Regions from separate parts of the Mus musculus genome. Here region 1 is linked to region 2. A link is a contact called in ENCODE POLR2A ChIA-PET data. All regions are on one chromosome and are shown on one strand. Each heading gives the region's core, a stretch centred on a gene start or an enhancer-like site at or near the end of the contact. The rest is flanking DNA. Distances are from core to core; before and after follow the strand shown. Region 1 holds the start of Oaz2 (ornithine decarboxylase antizyme 2). Region 2 holds the start of Plekho2 (pleckstrin homology domain containing, family O member 2).

Region 1 (7,519 bases), core at 2,421-4,920, 96 kb after region 2:
TTTTCAGTCCTGGAGCTTTCATCCCCAAAGGCCTGAATAAAGAGCTGGTTATCTCGGTGTGGAGCTGGGGCCTGGGCCTTGGTTGGACAGAGGAGGTAGAGGGGATACAGATGCTAAAGTGAGCTGAAACTCGTCAGAGTCTGGTTTCGAAAGAACGCATTCTTCCAGACCTGGAGCACTTGCTCAGTGTTTAGGAATGTATTCTTCCTCTGACCCTTTCCTTCCTGCCTCTGTGTCCCCGAGTATCCCGTCTCTCCTCTTCTCTAGAGAGCAGCAGGACTGGTTTATTTTTGTGCGGTATCTCCTAGACACTGAGTAACTTCTATCGTCCAGCTGAGACGCATTCTGGTGCCAGACTTGACTTTCACACAGGTCCGAAAGGGCTTCGGAAGACCTGGCTAGTCTGTCACACAGCTGGCAAGCAGACTGGTTTACATTTGCCTTACCACGCTGCACCATAAGGGATTTTGGTTTGGGGTGGATCCAACCTAGGGCCTCACACAAGCTAGGTCAGCATTTTACCCCGGAGCTGCACCACAAGCCCTATTTTATTTAAGTTAATGGAACTTTAAATAGCTAGGGGCAGTTGTGCAGGACAGTGGCGGTAGAGGCAGGCGGCTCTCATCTTTGTGATGTTCTCACTTTGCTGGCCTAGTTGCAGGAAGATGGCCACTTCTTCTTTTTTGTTTTGTTTTGTTTTGTTTTGTTTTGTTTTGTTTTTTGAGACAGGGTTTCTCTGTATAGCCTTGGCTGTCCTGGAACTCACTCTGTAGACCAGGCTGGCCTTGAACTCAGAAACCCACCTGCCTCTGCCTCCCAAGTGCTGGGATCAAAGGCGTTCGCCACCACGCCTGGCCAGCAAGTAACTTTCTTGCTGTAGAAGATGAATCAGTGAACATTAACAGACAGTAATTTTCTTCACCATAAAATAAAAATTAAGGGCAGATGGTGGTGCTGCGCGTCTTTGATCCTAGCTCCTCAAGAATCTGAGGCAGGTGGATCTCTGAGTTCGAGGCTAGCCTGGGCTACAAAGAGAGTTCCAGGATAGCCAGGGCTACACAGAGGAACCCTGTCAAACAAACAAACAAACAAAGAAACAAAGCGGTTGTAAAAATTAGTGCTTTAGGAGCTGGGGAGATTCCTTAGCTAGTACCATGACCTGAGTATGATCCCCCCCCCAATAAATGAGTGCTGGTTTGTTCTAGCTCTTGGAAGATGGGGTTTCTAGGGGTTTTGTGAGGGAAGGTGGGGATCCCAGCCAGCATAGCTTACTTGGTGAGTTCTAGGTCTCTGTCACTCACTCCATCAACCAAGTAGCTGACGCCTGAGGAATATGTCCTCAGGTTGCCCTCTGGCCTCTACATGTACACACATACAGCCCAGATGCACCTACACACACATGAATCTATACACACACACATACATTCCGTCCAACCTCACAGAAACCCACAGAAATGCTTAGTACATGGTTGGTATCATTGTCATCATGTGCTCTTAGTATTTGTCAACTGATTAATCACAAAGTGGTTTCTTTTTGGTTTTGTTTTGTTTTCTGAGACAGGGTTTCTCTGTATAGCCCTGGCTGTCCTGGACCTCACTTTGTAGACCAGGCTGGCCTCGAACTCAGAAATCCGCCTGCCTCTGCCTCCCAAGTGCACCACCATGCCCGGCAAGGATTTCTGTTTTTTTTCTTCTTCGAGACATGATTTCTCTGTGTAGTCCCAGCTGTCCTAGAACTCACTCTGTAGACCAGGCTGGCCTCAAACTCACAGAGGGCTACCTGTCTCTTCCTCCTGAGAGCTAGAACTAAGGGAATATGCCATTACTGCTCTGCTGAGGTTTTGTTGTTGGGAGCTCGGGGATCGTTTGAGACAGTTTTTCTCTGTGTAGCCCTGGCTGTCTTGGAACTATGTAGAGGCTGGCCTCAACTCAGAGACCTGTCTGCCTCTGCCTCCCCAGTGCTGGGATTAAAGGCGTGTGCCACCATGTCCAGCAAGGTGAGCCAGAGAACAGTTCTGAATATCTAAGGATAACCATGACAGTTCTTTTACCACTTCAATTTTTGTTTTAAGAAAAAGTAAAACGTAGTGTGAAAGCCCCATCCTTCCTTGGTATCCCCATGATCTGAACACTAAAATCTTGTGTGTGCGACAGAATCCTTAGGTCCCAAGGGGCACTGTAGCTTGGCAGTGGAGGTCATGTTGACCACTGCATTTTGGAGTAATACCAAAGTGAAAAAGTACAGGTTTTTCAAGCTGTCTCTTCTGCGTGTTGCTTTCTTTGCAGTGTCCTTCAGACTGAGTACTTACCTCATATTGTGATGGCCTCTCTCTCTGGACAGATTGTGACATCCAAGGTAGGTACATTGCCTGGCCCATTGTGGAAGCTTCCTGGATTCCTGCCCATGCTAGAAGCACATAGTATGTAGCTATTTACTGAACTTTGACTAAATGAACGGATGATTTGAGGTGACCACTGTGGTCTGAGAGTGCATCCTCTCCCTTTCCCTCTGCCCCACCTCTCTCTCTCTCTCTCTCTCTCTCTCTCTCTCTCTCTCTCTCTCTCTCTCCCCTCCCTCCCCCACCCCCAAGATAGGGTCTCACCATGTTACACTAAGCAGCCTGGAACTTGTTGCCTGCGTACTACAAGCTGGCCTTCAACTCACAGAGCCTCACCTGCCCCTGCTTCCTGGGTGCTAAGATAGATAAAGGCTTACACAGTCTCTACTGACTGCAGTCTAAGTTGACTGCACAGGTTTGACAACTAGGGTTCTCCTGTGAGTGTGGCTGGGATTTGGGGGTGTGTGTACATTGCTGCCTGGCCTCTGTGATTAGAGGGCCAGGTAAGACAGTGGCAGTGCACTAGGTGCCTTGCATGATCGATTGAAGCAGCTTGCACCGATTGGCTGGAAGCCACTGTCATTGTACTATGAATTGAAGGAAAAGATCTGTGGGATTAGATTCACACTGGAAATGGTGCTACTCTATGAGGAGTATTCTTCTATTTCAGATTTTGTTTTGTTTAGTGACATGGGTTTACAAATACTATTCTCCGGTTTCGGTTTGGCCACACACCAAAAGCAGCAAGTGCCCAGTGTGGTGAGGCACACTATTTCCAGCACTTGGCAGGACAGGAAGTAAAGGAAGGAGGATGGGGGTTTCCAAGTCATCTTCCAGTGAGTCTGAGGCTAGCCTGAGCTACAAAGACTGTATCAAAAAACAAACAAAAGGCAGACATGAACGAGTGGAGAGGGCTCAGCGGATAAGAGCACCGGTTGGTCTTCAGAGGACTTGGGTTCAATTCCCAGCCTCTACATGGCAGGTCACACTGTCTGTAACTCCTGTGCCAGGGGATCTGACATCCTCATATAGAGATACATGCAGGCAAAACACCAATGTGTATAAAAAATAAACATACATAAATGATTAAGAAAGAACAAAAGCAGAAATGAAGACTGGCCTTAGCCAAGCAGAACCTGAGTTCCTGGCATCGAGAGAGACCTCTTTCCCCTCTTCTCCCTGGCTACCGCCCCTCTTCCCGAGATGATAGCTTGCCCTTAGTACGCCTGCGCCCAGGCGGGGCGGTGCTTCGCCCTTTGTTGTGGGCCCCAGTTTCCCAGGACACCAAGCGGCGCTGGGTGGGGCTATGCAGATGAGGTACTTGGGGGCGGGGCGGTTGCGCGGCGGCGGCCGGGGAGGGTCAGTTGGAGGCAGGCGCTCGCTGAGGCAAGAGGAGGGCACTCGGCCCGCGGCCTGACAGGGACTTAGCCCACAGAGACCGGCCCGCGCGCGCGACCCCACACCCACCCACTCGTCCACCTACCCACTCCCCGCGCCGCCTCCTCCCACCCTGAGCAGAGCCACCGAGGATGATAAACACCCAGGACAGGTAACGGCCCGGCGCAGGCTCCCCGCCCCCATCCTCCCTCCGCAGCTCCAGAGGCCTTCGCACCCCCCCCCACCCCCGCAGCCTGCCCCCAGCCCCCAGGGGGCTCCATCCGCTCCCACTGTTCCTCTCGCCATCCCAGCCACTGCCACCCGAGTCCTGAAATCGGGCCTCCTTCCGTCCTTTAGCCCCCTTCCTCCAGCCCTGCCCATCCCCCTCATCCGGGTTTTCTCCTCGCCCGGAGCCCCCCCCCCCCAAAAAAAAAAAAAAACCTGGACATAGCCAGTCAGTCGCTCCGTTTTCTTAAGCCCAGTGGGACGGTGCCCAGTCCCCCATACTGTGGGCTTTCTCCCACAGATTCCCCGAATTGGTTCTTATCTTCCCTAAATCTTTCTTACTCCTCCACAAGTCACTTAATCGCTTTAAATCCATTCTCTAGTGAAAATTGCTTCCCAGGCAGACTCCTCTCAGCCCTGCCTGGCTGTCCCCAAAGACAAGCTCTGTCCGGCAGTTCTCAACTCAACCCTTTCCCCCTCTTCCCACCTCCTTGGGATGTGCAGTCCCACTCTCTTCCCCACCCTTCTCCAGGTAGGCCCCATTTTCCTGTCTGGGAACCCCCACTCTTTATTTCTCTAACACTATGGAGTCCATTCCTGCCCTCCAGCCTGTTTTTCCAATGATGTTGCCAACACTCTTCTACACACTCTTACCCTTTAAACACTACAAAGTCTCAGTTGGTACTCATCTTACCGCCCCCCCCCTTCTTTAAAATCATTACAATGCCCAACTTAGTCTCTCCCCTTTCCTGGGAAGATCATTAAGTGCTACCCCCTTTTAAATTTCACTCCAGGGCCTCCAAAACCAGATCCTGGGCCTTTGGAAGTTACCTACCTCAAGACCCAATCCCTGTTTCCCCCAGGATTTGAAATGCATTATTCTTTTGAAATGGTGTGGGTTTCTTAACTTTCAACCAAAGTAGGCAGAAGTCATCCCTTTAGTTACCCTCCCTTTTTCCATGTCCTCAGATATCCCACATTTCTGTCCCAGACAGACGCTCTTCTCCAAAGCTATTCCAGAATTTTCTGATCCCTCAGGATTTGTAATGCCACTTGCTTATGTATTATCTTGGCTTTCATTAGCAATTCAGAAATGATTCCTTTGCCTTCCCCTGTAAGGCTCGGTGCTAAACCCTCCAAAACTTTTTTGAAACCCATTCAGTCCCCATACTAGATCTTTTATCTTCACATTGGACTTTTTATAGCCTCTGACCTTGAGTAAGCAGATCCTTTCCTTAAACTGTCAGGATCCCTCCAAAACCAGATGACTTCGTCCTACAAGTCATCTTTCTTGTGGCTGTTTACATAGGGCTCTGCCACTCAAGGGTCCTCTGGAAGCTTGAGCTCCTTTTTCACCAAGTGATCTTGATACTCTCGATTTCCTACTTGATGCTTCTTCCAGCTCCATCTTTTCTCCAGCTGTGTGTTCCTCACATTTCAGTGTGTCTTAAACCTAGCTAGACAAACACAAACCAAAAAACCAGTTATCTGTTCTTTCCTAGATTGCTCCAAATGGCCTAGGGTAGGGCCTGATAAGTGGTGTGTATTTTAAAGCTCTCCAGTTCTCATGTGGAGCCTGGGTTGAAAAATACTCTCAGCCCAAGGAGGCCTTAGCCTTTCTTTATTCCTGCAGTGTTAGCCCCTCTAGTGACAAGTGACTTCTTGGTCTCCTTCTGTTCAGAAAGAAACTTTTAGTCTGATAGTGATGGTGTGCACGACTGTGATCGTAGCACTCAGGTGGCAGAGGCAGGTGGATCTCTGAGTTCAAGACCAGTCTGGTCTATAGATCAAGTTCTATGACAGCTGACAGCCGGGGCTGCACAGAGAAACCCTTTATTATTTTATTTATTTTTTTAAGAACTCTTCTTTACCTTATATATTTATTGCTCCAGTTTTGGCCATTTCTATTCCAACTTCATCTTTTCATATAGGAACCTCACTCACTCCCGATTTCCTGGCTTGTTAAGGTTGTGCTTGAGCCAATGTCACCAAACTACCAAACCTTTGCTGGTAGTCCCATCCTCCTTTTCCCTTTTCCCTTTCTGAGACTCTCCATCTAGGTCCCCAGAGCATTCCATTCTTTGAGTCTATCTTCTTTAACCCAGTCCTTCACAGCTCAGGAGGTGGAGGTGGGTTTATCCTTGGATGATGCAGGATGCAAAAGGTGCTGTTGTGGTCCGGAAGATTGTGTGTGCTGAGGATGGAGAGCAAGGTTGGGGAGTATGTGAGATGGGTTTTTTTTCCCTGGGGTTGGAAGTGGGGCATTTCAGCGGTCATTCTTAGGAGTCCTTTGGACTGATTGGGTCTAGGTGCCAAGTCCTTTGCAGCTTGCGCCAGAGATTTGAGTATTTGAGACCAACACTTAAGGACTTTCACGACCTGAGTGTGAGCTTTCCTTGAGTTCTAACTGTGCCGCACTTAGCCAATGTGCTTACATGTAAAGAGTAGGGGGTTGAGTTAGCATAACTTGGAAGGATTCTTTCAGCTCTGCCTAAGTGGCAAAACAGGCTCACTTGTCTCCAGGGCCCTTGCTTTAGTGTGTTTGTAATTTGAGGGGCTTGGCTGTGTGAGGCAGGTGGAGGGAGGAGTCAGTTGGCCTGCCAGGGCCTGGGCAAAAGCTGGTCCTTGGATCAGGCTCTTCTCCTTTGGCCCGGGGGTGGGGTGGGGTGTACAGGGTGTCTGGTTTCTTTGCTTTATGGCAGTCTTGTTTCCATAGTGTGCTTCCCAGCTTCCCTTCTCCTGTGCTGGCCCTTAACTTTCTGAACGGAATCCTGTTGGAGTCTTAGCTGGGGTTCTGATAACAGCCGGAAGTTCTTCCCAGGCACTGTTGGTATTTTTAATGTGCACTGTAGGGAGCTGGCTGAGAGTTTAGTTCCCATTGGGTGGGGGATGGGCTTTCCAGCTTCCCTTGCTCCAGTGAAAAATTCAGGAGAGGGAGGCCTACTTCCCTGGAAGAAATAGTTGTGGAGGAGCTGGCAGTGTTTTGAAAACAAGGCTCTTCCTTTCTAGCAGTCAGATTATATCTCCAAAATGTCAGAATTCCTGATGGTGGGGGAAGGAAGAAGAGCAAATACAAGACCCCTTTATTATGTGCTTTGAACAATAGGTTTACATTGAAGAGGATATCAAGTTTTGTTACCTTACCTTTGCCTGGATTTGTAGGGGCTGGGACACAGTATCTGTCTAGGGCTTGCTTGGTACCCTGTGACAGTCGAGTATGTAGAGTATAGTCAACACTGGCTTGGTTAGCCATATTATAGTCAATCTATATGATGGGCTCTAGAGGAAAACATTAGGCTCCACAGCCTTGTTTTTTGGGGTAGGGAGCTCCCAAGAACATTTTAGGGGCTACCTATAGTATTTTCACTGCATGGCTTCCTCTGTAATGGAATTTCTGTCTCTTTCCAAATAATTTGATATTGTTAATTCTCCTTTCTCATCAGTTTTGCTTGATGAGTGTGGGGCAGTAGGGAGATGGATAGCTAGTATAATCAGAAACATCCCTAAATTGGGTGTATGCTGTAGAAAGCAATGGGGACTATTAATAGCAATTCTCCATTCTGCCAAGAAACCCAAAT
Region 2 (6,973 bases), core at 4,072-6,571:
CTCCTTAGACCTCATCCCCATGCTGTGGGGCGGCTCCTTCCTCTGTTGACTGCTCAGAGAACTGCCTCTTGACCACTGGCTGGTATAGGAATTGAGTCTAAACCATTGTGTACAAGGTGGGTACACTGCAGCCTCAGTCTGTCACTCACACCTCATGCCCCTCCCCTCCCCATTCAGGACCTGTCAGATGGCTGGGTGCAGGGCACATACGTGTCTACATGCCCAGAGGGTAGAGTCAGAGTCACCTGAGTACTAAGCGCTTAACCATTCTTCTCTAACACCTAATGAGAGCTGAGGACATAAGTGTGGAAAGGAAAATTTAAACACGCCCTATTTGCGAACTGCTATGCTGAAGTTACAGGTACCCTTTGGGGCGCTGAGAGTGAAGGAGGACAGTGGAGAAAGGATCAAGACAGCATCCGAATCTAGAGGACACGAGAAGGAAATCAACACTGACTAATTTCAGCTACGTTATAATTTACATAGAGTTCCAAAAAGGGGCCCCAGTTAAGTGGCACGCCTCTCCCCAGAGATACCCTGTGGCCACAGATGTCTTTGGAAGGACAAGCCCAGGCAGATATAAGTGTGGTGATCTGTCAGGAGCTGGGCAGGGCCTGGCTTTTCTGTCATGGCACTTCTCACTGTGGCCTTTCTATCTCCCGGAACACATTCTGCTTCCCTGGGACTATAGGCTTTGGAGCCCAAGTCACAAGGACCAGAGGCAAGTGACGTCACCTCTTTCTATGTCTCAGTTTGTTCACTGGGAAATGGAGACGCTAACAGTTCCTGTAAGAAAGAGGAATTCATCTTGCTTTTCTGCCTTTTGACTAACTAAGATCAAGTTTATACAGGGCTTCCTGAGGGTAGAGGGTTTTCTTGTGAACTGCTGTCCCACTGCCTAGACTGCCTGGCACACAGCCAAGGGCTTGATACATGCTTGTTACTAAATGAAGCTAAGGCACGTGAGCAGTTCCTAGGATACCTTTAGCTTAGTAATTGGCAGCTGTCACTCCTGTTACTGTTGTCCCTGCCTATCACTGCCACCCTGCTTTGAGTCTCAGGAACCTTCTCTCCTGATGTGGTGGTTCTCAAATTTAGATGGAGAGCTGCTCAGCTGCATCTACTGGCCTCAGATCTCCAGGAGCATAGGATGATGTCTCTCTTCTGGTCTTCCCTCTGACTTGTGGATAGCAGGAGAAATGGGGAAGTGGGCTGGTTCCAAATGATCTTCCTGGATACAGGAATGAGGAAGTGGGGATGCTGGACAGCTAGAGCTACCCTGCCACGGGAAGAGAGAAGGACTTCAGGGCTCTTTGACAAGAAGGTGGAAGTTCGATGGACAGTGGTGGCGCACGCCTTTAAATCCCAGCACTTGGGAGGCAGAGGCAGAGGCAGGTGGATTTCTGAGTTTGAGGCCAGCCTGGTCTACAGAGTGAGCCCTGGGACAGGCAGGGTTACACAGAGAAATCCTGTCTCAAAAAAAAAAAAAAAAAAAAAAAAAGACCATGGAAGTTGTCTCATTCTATCATATATCCAATTGCCTCTTCCTGGCTCATAGGAATGTTCTAGGTTCCCAGAGGCTATGGGATGCCAAGGGACCTATCTCTCAGTGACGGGGGCAGGCTGTCACAGGGTTCAGGACTGAAAGGAGAAAGCTATGGAATAAGAATCCCTATGCCCACATTGCACGGCTCTATCAGCAATACCAGCACTGCTGGCACCTCCTAAGCCCTAAGCTCTCAGTGTCTCCCGAACAAAGCTGCTGTTCACATTTCCCACCTCTGAGCACCAAGTTTTTCTTCTGATCCCACAGAGTCCAACCCACCACCCCACATTTTAAGAAGGACCACACATCCCCGTGATCTCCCCTACCTGCCACCTCCAGTGCCTGACATGTAAAACTTCACATCAGCTGGAAGCTCTAGGGGCCAAGGCTGGGACTTCGGCCTTGATTGCTGTCACCTTCGAACTCTAGGAATGCACACCAGTGCCTAGCGAATACCAAGCCTAGATTAGCTAGGGAAGCTAGGCTAAGGTCTGTGAGGATGGGTGGGACCAGGAAGGGACTGGGCAGGAGCTCATTTTGGGATAGGGGAGGGGACAGCTGAGGGGTTACAGATGGAGTAAAGCAAAGCCCAGGCATCCTATGGGAGGTCTGGCTAAAAGCCAGGGTCCTACTTGCCCCCACGCTCCACCCAACTCAATCCCTGCCCCTTAGACCTCCTCCCACCAGGGGGCTGGCTACACCCCAGTAAGTTTTAACAAGGCACCCCTCCCCTTGGCAGGACTCACAGGGAAGGTTTTGTCTTGCTCAGCCCAGTTTCTCCAGCGCCTCTGTTATTGACCAGCTGACCACTGTTTCTGTCCCCCTCCCAGCCAACCTCAGCGGGCATTCTCCCGTCTATTTCAGGGCAAGCGGCTCCTGAAGTACCCAATGGCATCAGCCTGCCTGCCTAGGCCTGACACAGGAGTGTCTCAGGGCTATTTTCTTTTACAAAGCAAGGGGGGAAGGAGACTGACCTTGTGCAGGAAATGATTAGATGAAAAGCTACGACAAAGTTACAACAGACAGAAACCAACAGAAGCCAACTCTCCGAGTTCAAGGCCAATCTGGTGTACATAGGGAGTATGAGGCCACCAGCCAGGACTATATAGTGAGACTTTGTCTCAAATTTAAAAAATACACAGAGGGGAAATAATTCAGGCCCTGGCTCAAAGGATCTTCCAGGCTAATGAAGACAGAACACAGCCTGCCTGTGAGAAGCTTCAGGGGGGCTAGGTGGCTATCTCCCGCTTGAGGGGGCTCTTGTGTGCTGGGAAATTCATGGCTCTTACCCTGAGGGATTTCCCCCATCCCAGCTTTCTGCTGGGACAAGGGCCTGGAGTTGGTGAAGAAGTGCTTTGGGAAGGTAGGTGTTTGTGGAGAATTAAAGGCAAAAAGGTACCAAAGTCTTCCTATCGCCATGGTGCTGGAGAGCTGGCGCAGAGTTAGGAGCGCTAGCTACTTCTTCCAGAGGACCTGGGTTCAAGCTCTGGCTCACAAACATGGTTAACTCCAGTTCCAGGCTATCTGATGCCCTCTTCTGGTCTCCATAGGCAAGTGGTTCACAGAAATGTATACAGGTAAAACACACACACACACACACACACACACACACACACACACACACACACACATATAAAACTTCACATTCTTAACCCCTTTACCACAGAAAGAAAAAGCACAACAGTAAGAACTAGAGCCCAGCCCAGTGTCACAAAACCAGCACTGCCACAGGACACTGCCATGACTGTCTCAGTAAGGATGAGGACAACAGTGGGCAGTCTAGAGTCAGGGAAAGGCATGGCTTTGAGAGGGTAGTGGAGCAGAGCTAAGGTTTCCAACCTTACCCCACAGTCAGCAACCACCACCAGTGATATGTTTGGTTTTCAAAGCTTTTGTACACACATTATCAAATTTCTAGATTCCCCTTCTCATTTTATAACTGGGAAAATGAGGACCAGAAAACGCAGGTAGGCAGATGCTCGAACCCAAACTAGCTCTCCTCCAAGCCTCAGCCTGACAGGGACCAACCATCCTATATCCTATACAGAGGCTAAGGGAGGCTGGCCTCAGGGGTGGCTGGCATCCAGGAAGTGCAAAGCAGGAAGGCTGAAGACAATTATGTGAAGGGAGATGAGGTAGCCTGAGGTCAAGGGCAGATAAGTAACCATGATTAAGAGGTGTTTTAGAGATGGATGGATACAGAGACACAGGCGAACACGTGAACTCTATCAGCAGGAATCGACAAGAGTCAGGGGTACCAAAGAAAGGACAGGCACAGAGATACCCTGACTGTGTGGGTGAGACCTGGGAGTTCAAGGGAGGAAGGAACATGGACAAGACTTTAATGACCCAGATACTTCAGGAGTTTTTGATATCTGGGAGTCACAAAGTAGCCATGTTAGAGATTAGGGACCAGAGGGAGAACAGGGCTGACTTTGCTGAGCCCAGGAAGCCCCAGGAGAACTTCCTTTAACTGGGGACCAAAGCAGATCAGGAGATGGAGTAATTCTGACCCACATCCTCTGGGAGCACGGGGAGGGGCTTTGGACAGAGAGCACAGCCATTGCAGGAGTGGAACCGAGGGCAGGCAGCCGCCATGACAGCAAGGAAAGAAACCACAGCAAAACATAGTGGCCTGACTTTGACCCCTACCTGTACCCACTCTGAGTGCAGGGACCACAGTTAGGTCTAGCGGAGGAGGGTAGGCCCTGTGTTTCATAGAAGAGGAAACCCGGGCTGAGAGGGGAAGTGACTTATCTACCACCTCACAGAAACTCGGGGTCTAGCCTAGAGGGAACAGCCAGCCTTGCAGTGACTCCAGGAAATACGCAAGTGCTCACTGACAGGAATACGGATGGCTGAGCTCACTGAAGGCTCCCCAGCTGGCCTGGGTGGCTACAGGAGGGAAGGCTTCATCTTCTTCCCCGCCCTTCAAGGGATAAGAATGTCTTCTTACTCGTGCAATAAGTGACTGCTGTATACTGAATACTTGGATAACGAGAATGTGGCCAAAATCTAGTTTGTATGCAGAGGGCAGAGGAGGCCCAAGGGACGTTGCTGATCCAGTCCTTGCTACCGGGAGACTCAGTTGACCTGACCCTTCAACTAACATCCTCTGATAGACACAGCTCAAGAGCACTGGGAACTCTGAGATATTTACACAAGGAAGACAAAAGCAATTTCTTCGTTCCTGCCATCAGGCTCCGTTACAATCTCAGATTTCTTGAAAACAGTGACCCAGGACCCTGAAGAACTTCCCTCCCCTAACACACACCTCAGAAGCAGACCTGGCTGAGGCAGGCAAAGAAAGCCAAGAAAGGGTGTAACGGGATTCAAGCACAGCAACCCTGTCTACTTTCAGCAAGTCACCCAACTCTCCAGAGCCTCAGTCTCCCCATCAATCCAATGGGAACCATGACAGGCACTGTTTCCAGTTGGTAAGAAACGCCCAAAACATAACTGAGGATGCTGTCGGCGGGATGCAGACGAGACCTCCATCCCGCCCCTACCCCATTGGTCCAGGTTCTGCTTGAAGGGAAGGACTGTGCAGAAAGACCCGTGGAAGTAGGACGGGCAGCACCCGAGCCCAGCACTCTTGTTCCGTCTGGCCCAGCCCTCGCCCTCACCTCCTCCTCCATGGCGAGTTTGCAAGGTCCGGCGGCTTCGCCGCTTACTGCTGCCCGCGTTGCGCGGGCTCCGCTTGCTCCATCTACGCGCAGCCGGGCGGCGGCTTGCTGTCTTCTGTCCCGCCGGGCGCCCGGGGCCCAAGAAACTTCGGGGGGCGGGGCTGGAGCCGGGGAGGGGCTTCCGGGGGCTGGGGGCGGGGCCAGGGAGGGATACAGCGGCCTCCAAGCCCCCGCCCGCAGCTGGGTGAGGAGCATGGCCGGGTGGGGGGTTCAGGGGCGGGGCCAGGGCGGATCCTGGGCGGGGCCTGTCTTCAGCTCCGGGAATGGACGGAAGAACCTAGGCGGAGCTGAAGTAGCAGGAAGAGGGCGGAGAGAGGTTTCCCGGACCAAAGCAGGGAGAAGGACTGGGAGGGGGTAGAGGCTAGGGAGGTGGGGGATACGGAGGGGGAGGGGGCTTCCGGCCCAGAGGCGGAGGCGAGGGATGCTGGCGGGGTGGGGCAGGGCGGGGGCGGGGCGGGGCGGGGCGGGGGCGCGGCTGACCAAGCAAGCCCGGGAGGCAGTGGGTAGCTGATGCCTTTGAGGTTGCCTAACCCAGTGGGCCTGGGTTGCGGGGGACTGGATCCAGCTGCCAGGGCAGTTCAGAAATGAGTACACAAAGAGGCTCGTCCCCTTTCTTCCCCCAATTTGAAGTAGTGGCTATGGTCTTCGGTCTGTGGAACTTCAGGGTGGGGCCGGCCATGAGCTTGGAATTTATGACCAGAATCAAGTTTGGACTCGGTTCCTTAATAGAGGGTCTCTGAAATCCCAAACTCTGTGCTCTCCTTTCCCTCGTTCAACCCCTTTCTGGTTCTCATGTTGTGAGCCGACTCCATCACCCTAACTCCCTTCGGCCCTGACCTGACCACGTTGCTAGAGAGTGAAGAAACCCTTTAAGTTCTACCATGTACTTTTATTTTTATTTTGAAGAAACAGGCTCGGAGAGTGACTGTCACAGCCAAACCTCCAGCATCCCGCGCGCGCGCGCACACACACACACACACACACACACACACACACTATCTTTCCTAGTCAGGTGTGCTGCATGCTACAGCACCCAGAATTTTGTGCTTGTGGGATAGATTAATGATGATCTGTTTTGACTCTGGGTGACCTAACCTCAGCTACATCAGTTGACCAAACTTCTCTTTCACTGCCCTCTGCTGGCCTTTGGGCTCAGGTCCTTTTCAGTTCAACGTGAAAGAGGATGGAACACACTGCCCCTCGTGCCTGGAACTGGTCCTTACACCTAAAGGGTGGAGAGGGGTTGTGAGATGACCTATTGGTTAGGAACACTTGCTGCTCTTCCAGAGGACCTGGCTTTGATTCTCAGCACCCACATCGTGGCTCACAACTGTCTGGAACTCCAGTTCCAGACGATCCGAGGTTCTCTTCTGGCTTCCTCGTGTACCAGGGATGTAAGTGGTGCACAGACATAACTGCAGAAAAAACACTCATATACATAAAATAATTTTTTTTTTTTTTGGTTTTTCCAGACAGGGTTTCTCTGTGTAGCCCTGGCTGTCCTGGAACTCACTCTGTAGACCAGGCTGGCCTCGAACTCAGAAATTCGCCTGCCTCTGCCTCCTGAGTGCTGGGATTAAAGGTGTGTGCCACCATGCCCGGCAAATTAGTTTTTTTTAAGGATATAGAAAACAGTGTGCCAGGGCCACAGTGTTGAATAACAGTTTCCTCCAAGATTGAAACATTCCATCCTGCACAGAGTTCCTTGGACAGGAAGATAAACAACTCAAAATAAAATCCC

What was found. ChIA-PET counts read pairs that join two places held with the same protein, here RNA polymerase II (POLR2A).
Region 1: POLR2A ChIA-PET joins it to region 2 with 16 read pairs in embryonic stem cell. The contact joins the promoter of Oaz2 here to the promoter of Plekho2 in region 2. POLR2A ChIA-PET finds 5 or more read pairs at or near these places in 4 of 5 experiments (Patski and embryonic stem cell).

What each region holds. Positions count from the first base shown.
Region 1 is chr9:65,672,878-65,680,396 of GRCm38, forward strand. Oaz2 (ornithine decarboxylase antizyme 2) reads left to right here and starts at 3,671. Exons shown (of 5, transcript NM_010952.3): 1 at 3,671-3,888. The coding sequence starts at 3,869.
Region 2 is chr9:65,574,766-65,581,738 of GRCm38, forward strand. Plekho2 (pleckstrin homology domain containing, family O member 2) reads right to left here and starts at 5,322. Exons shown (of 6, transcript NM_153119.3): 1 at 5,173-5,322. The coding sequence starts at 5,184.